2 separate regions of the Mus musculus genome follow, and region 2 is linked to region 1. The links are chromatin loops, found by intact Hi-C in ENCODE. Cell type or tissue: heart. All regions are shown on one strand.

Evidence for each region. Hi-C counts contacts between places; a loop is a spot of excess contacts. Peaks named below come from ENCODE experiments on the same cell type or tissue, not always from the same donor. Only the 100,000 strongest peaks of a DNase experiment are listed, where the experiment ranks them.
Region 2: it touches region 1 in a loop (2.0-fold over the local background); 2 of 42 quality-filtered maps call a loop at or near these places.

Annotation. Positions count from the first base shown.
Region 1 is chr13:14,062,292-14,064,791 of GRCm38, reverse strand. It overlaps Ggps1 (geranylgeranyl diphosphate synthase 1), which reads left to right and starts at 1,304. Exons shown (of 4, transcript NM_010282.3): 1 at 1,304-1,586. Arid4b (AT rich interactive domain 4B (RBP1-like)) reads right to left here and starts at 1,008. Exons shown (of 24, transcript NM_194262.2): 1 at 760-1,008. In heart, no CTCF peak of the experiment used is centred here; DNase peaks (open chromatin) are centred at 71 and 1,281; H3K4me3 peaks cover 2,500 bases; H3K27ac peaks cover 2,228 bases.
Region 2 is chr13:14,146,105-14,148,604 of GRCm38, reverse strand. The region is part of intron 9 of Arid4b (AT rich interactive domain 4B (RBP1-like)); the gene reads right to left. Among named protein-coding and RNA genes, the nearest start is that of Gm26129, 60 kb to the right of the region's middle. In heart, no CTCF peak of the experiment used is centred here; no DNase peak of the experiment used is centred here.

The DNA of each region.
Region 1 (2,500 bases):
ACCGGCACCACCACCACCCCCGCCCCAGGCCGTAGGGGCGGGGGCGGCACCGAGCGGGGCCAGGAGCCCCGAGCAGGCACGCGCCATCCCACCGCCCCTACCGCCCCCACCGCCCGCCGCCCCATTGTCGCGACTCCACGGACTTTTCCCCCGTCCTCCACGATGACGCCATTTCTGTCAGAAGAAAACTCACAACAAGCCCAGGGTCCGGCGCGGCCTGAAGCGCGGCTGCGACCGTCCAAGCCTACGGAACCGCGATGCCCGGAGCCCCCGGACTGAGCCCTCGGTGAACCGGCGGGCCCTTGGGCTGCGGAGGCTCGGCCCCACAGCGTCCGCCCGCGTCCCGCCCGAGCCAAGGCCCACAAGTGGGAGCCGGGACCGGGCACCGAGGACATCCAGCTCCCAGCACGGCGGCCCGAGGCCGCCGGGCCCACGGTGCGGCCCGGGTAGGGCGGCTCCGGCTCGGCGCGGCGGGGGGCGGGGGTCCCAGGAGGCCGAGGCCCCGCTGCGAGCGCCGACTCAGCCCCGTTGCCATCTGCCCCGATGCGCGGCCCGGCCCGGAGCTTCCCCCATAGAAAAGAATGTCCCTACCTCGGGCACAGACGAGGTCTGAGCCCTGCGGCCAGAGCCCCCTGATCCGCCTCCCCCCACCCCCAACACCAGCAGGCCTGTGGGGAGAGAGAGCGAAGGAGCTGCGGGTCCGCCGGCGGCCGGGACTCCGGCTCCGACTCCTCCTCCTCCCGTGGCGGCGACTGGTACCTTTGTTTGGCGGCCGCTCCGGCTCCCTCGCGGGGGGAGGGGGGCGACAAAAAAATCCCTCTCGGACGGAGGTCCGGGCCCCGGTCTCACAGCCCTCCAGAGGAACACGGCGGCCGACCTTCAGCGGCTCCCTCCGGGCAGAAGTCCAGGCGGTGGCCGTCGCGGCGGCAAACTGCGGCTCGAGACTCTCCCTCCGCTCCAGCGCCCGAGCTCCTCACTCCGGACTCGACTGACGGGCAAACATCGCTTTCCCCCCTCTCTGGCCCCCCTGCCCCTTCTCCCCTCCCCTCGGCCCTTTGCCCCTCCCCTACCTCTTTCCCGGATGCCTCTCAGACGACCTAGGATTGGGTAGGATTCTTTGGAGCCCGCCTCTTCCAAGTTTCTATTGGTTTGAGCGATGCAAACAACGACGCCATTTACCCACCAGTTCTATGGAAACAGAAAGTTATCCCTCAATACTTTCTGGGAATTGTAGTCCAGTCTTCTAGGCCAATCGGTAAACTGACGGACATTAGAACTACCAAGACCGCAATGCCCACTTGCCTGCGTTCGACGAGAGAGGGGAGGGGAAGGAGGCGCGGCCATGAGGCAGAGGGGAGGTGGCATACGACGCCTGCGCAGTGTGATAGGGATGGCGTATTTTCTTGCACTGAGTGCTGCGGCGTCGCTGGCCGCTGAGGAGGGCAGAGATTTCTGTGTGAAATAGTGGGAGGGCTCCAAGGAAGCCTCTTGAAGAGCCGCAGTCAGAACAATAAATTGAGAAGTCGATGTGGGCACTGCTAGTCTCGTACCGGCGGCGGCTTCAAGTCTGAGATCATCGTGGAACCGTGAGCAACAGCGCGGTGGCAGGGGGGACCCGGATGGGGAGCGGGGGAGGGGGCGGTACGGAGGAGGAAGCAGTAAGGAGGGAGAGAGGACCCGGATGCTGACCCGGCTCGGAGTGACTGCCGGCCGGGTGCTGGGATGAGGGGAGGCAGAGGAGCTCGGAAAGAGTGGAAGGGCCACCGGTGCAGCGCAGGGAAGAAGCCCGCCTGCGAGCTTATTACAGCTATGCCTGTGTGGAGCCCTTTCTTTTCCTTCAGAGCCATCGCCCCCCGGGGCTTGGAGTCAAAGGTTCTTGCTATGCGCCTAACAGCTGAGCTCGGTGACCCATATCTGTGTCGCTAGTCTCAAGCCAGAGCCGGCCTATTTTAAAAAGAGAGAGAGATACTTTGCATGAAATTTTCAATATTGTATGAATGTTTGATGCTCAGAGTTCACCCTCTGAGATGTTAGAAGTCCTCATGTGGAAAGAGGGGATGTATAACTTCCTGAACGGAAGTCTAGTCAAAATGAAACCTGATAGGAGGACCTTTGGCTTCGAGAGGTATAGAAAGGTTTTCCTGAGAGTGTGAGAACTAAGCTTGACTCAAGAAGCCAGCCAGAGTTACTAAGGGAAGTCCCTAAAGGAAAGGAAACCTGTTTCAGGAAAAAGACTTCCCAGTAGGAAGAACTGAGGCCCAGAGAGGTGAGGTAGGAATTTTGATCCAGTACCCTGGAGACTGAAACAGGATGACCCTGTCTTCAAAAAAGGAAAAAAAAAAAAATTAAAAACAGTTTTTATCTGGTCCAATGGCCCAGTGAACAATAGGATATCTTGGATTCCTAACTTGAATTGCTAAAATGATAACGCACCCAAAAGAAGAGGAAATGCTTAGCATTGTGGTGGTGACAAGTGCTAAGACCAGCCTGATCTACAGTA
Region 2 (2,500 bases), 84 kb before region 1:
AGAATTTCAATTGAGGAATATCAAATGGTTGAGAAGCACCTAAGGAAATATTCAACATGCTCAGTCATCAGGGAAATGCAAATCAAAACAACCCTGAGACTCTACCTCACAGTAGTCAGAATGGCTAAGATCAAAAACTTAAGTGATAAGAGATGCTGCCAAGGATGTGAAGAAAGACGAACACTCCTCCACTGTTGGTGGGATAGCAAGCTGGGAAAACCACTCTGGAAATCAGTCTCAAGGGTACTCAGAAAATTGAACATAGTATTACATGAGAATGCAGCTGTACCACTCTTGGGCATAGACCCAAAGATGCTCTAACATATAACAGAGACACATGCTCCACTAGTTTCATAGCACCCTTATTTATAATAGCCAGGAGCTGGAAACAACAACCCAGATGTCCTTCAACAGAGGAATGGATACAGAAAATGTGGTACATTTACACAATAGAGTACTATTCAGCTATTAAAAACAATGACTTCATGAAATTCTTAGGCAAGTGGATGGAACTAGAAAATATCATCCTGAGTGAGGTAACCAAGTCACAAAAGAACACCCATGGTATGCACTCACTGAGAAAGTGGATATTAGCCCAGAAACTTGGAATACCCAAGATACAATTCACAAACCACATGAAGCTCAAGAAGAAGGAAGACCAATGTGTGGATGCTTCAATCCTCCTTAAAAGGGGGAACAAAATACTCACGGAAGCAAATATGGAGACAAAGTGTGGAACAGAGACTGAAGGAAAGGCCATGTAGAGATTGCCCCACCTGGGGACCCATCCCACATACAGTCACCAAACGTTGACACTATTGTGGATGTCAAGAAGTGCTTGCTGACAGGAGTCTGATATAGCTGTCTCCTGAGATGCTCTGCCACAGCATGGCCAATACAGAGGTGGATGCTTGCAGCCAACCATTGGACTGAGTACCAGGTCTTCAATGGAGGAGTTAGAGAAAGGACTGAAGGAGCTGAAGGGGTTTGCAACCCTAGATGAAGAACAACCATTTGAACCAACCAGAACCCCCAGAGCTCGCAGGGACTAAACCATCAATCAGGAAGTACACATAGGAAGACCCCATGGCTCCAGCTGCATATGTAGCAGAGGATGGCCTTGTTGGGCATCAATTGGAAAAGACAGCCTTGGTCCTCTGAAGGCTGGATGCCTAAGAGTAGGGGAATGTGTCAGCAAGGAGGTGGAAGTGGGTGGATGGGTTGAAGAATACCTGGTAGGGGGGTTGGGGGGGGGCGGAACTGTGAAAGGGGATAACATTTGAAATGTAAATAAAATAAAGAAAACATCCAATAAAAAATAAGAATCTGTCAAAATGCTTAAAAAAAAAAACGAAAACATCCATACACATAAAATTGAATTTAAAAAGAATTTCATCCTTTATTTTAGAATTTTTCAAACACATACAAGTGGGTAAGGATTGTGCAAGTAAGTCTCATTCATACTCAACCACACATCAACACTCAGAAATTCCGTTACTATTTCAGGTCTACATACTTCCTTCCCACCTCTACACAATATATACTTTTATTCATTTTTCATTTTGAGTCTTTAAAACACTTTACTGCAAGTGTATTATTTAAATAGTAAATATGTGATCATCTTTCCTAATTTTAGCCAAGTATAACTGACAAAATAAATTGTATATATAAAAGCATAAATGTGATAATTTGACACAGACATACTATAATAAATGATTGCCACAATCCAATTAATTAGCACATCAGTTACCTCACATAATTATCTTTTTAGGGATTAGAGTGGGGAGAAATACCAGGTACATGATATACTGCAAGAACTACAGCTGTGACAGATGTGAGCCTCTGAAGCTTAGATCCTTTGACTACCACCTCCCCTTCCTTCTCTACTCTCAATTATACATTTATTTCTTAAAACAAGTACTCAAATTTGGTGTTGAAATTTCTGTGATTATCACAATTTGTTGAAGTTGTTTCCATGAACTATTTTCAAAATTTAAGTTCCAGAACTTGAAAACCTAAAAGCTAAATGTCAAGAAATGGACACCTAGTAACAGCTTGTCATAGTAGCATGAATCTGTAATCCCAACTATTAGGAAACTGAAAAAGTACAATTACTGAGTCCACAAGTGTGAGAACAAGGTGGGGAAGAGGAGGGAGAAAAGGAAATACTCAGTCTCTATCTATAGAATCCTTAGAAATAAAACTAAAAATTCAGAACACTTCTCAAAAAAAACCTTCTTGTCAGATGGTGCTGAAGCACACCTTTAATCTGAGCATTCAAGAGGCAGAGGCAGGTGGTCTCTAAGTTCCAGAACAGTTGGAGCTACACAGAGAAACCCTGTCTCAAAAAACAGAAAAGAAGGAAGGAGGGAAGGAGAGAGGGAGGAAGAGAGGGAAGGAGCCATGTTCTCTGAGAAAGACTGCTTTCTTGCCATGTAGAATACATTTTTTAAAAATCCACTTAAATTACTGTAGAAGTCATATATTAGCCAATAGAGCA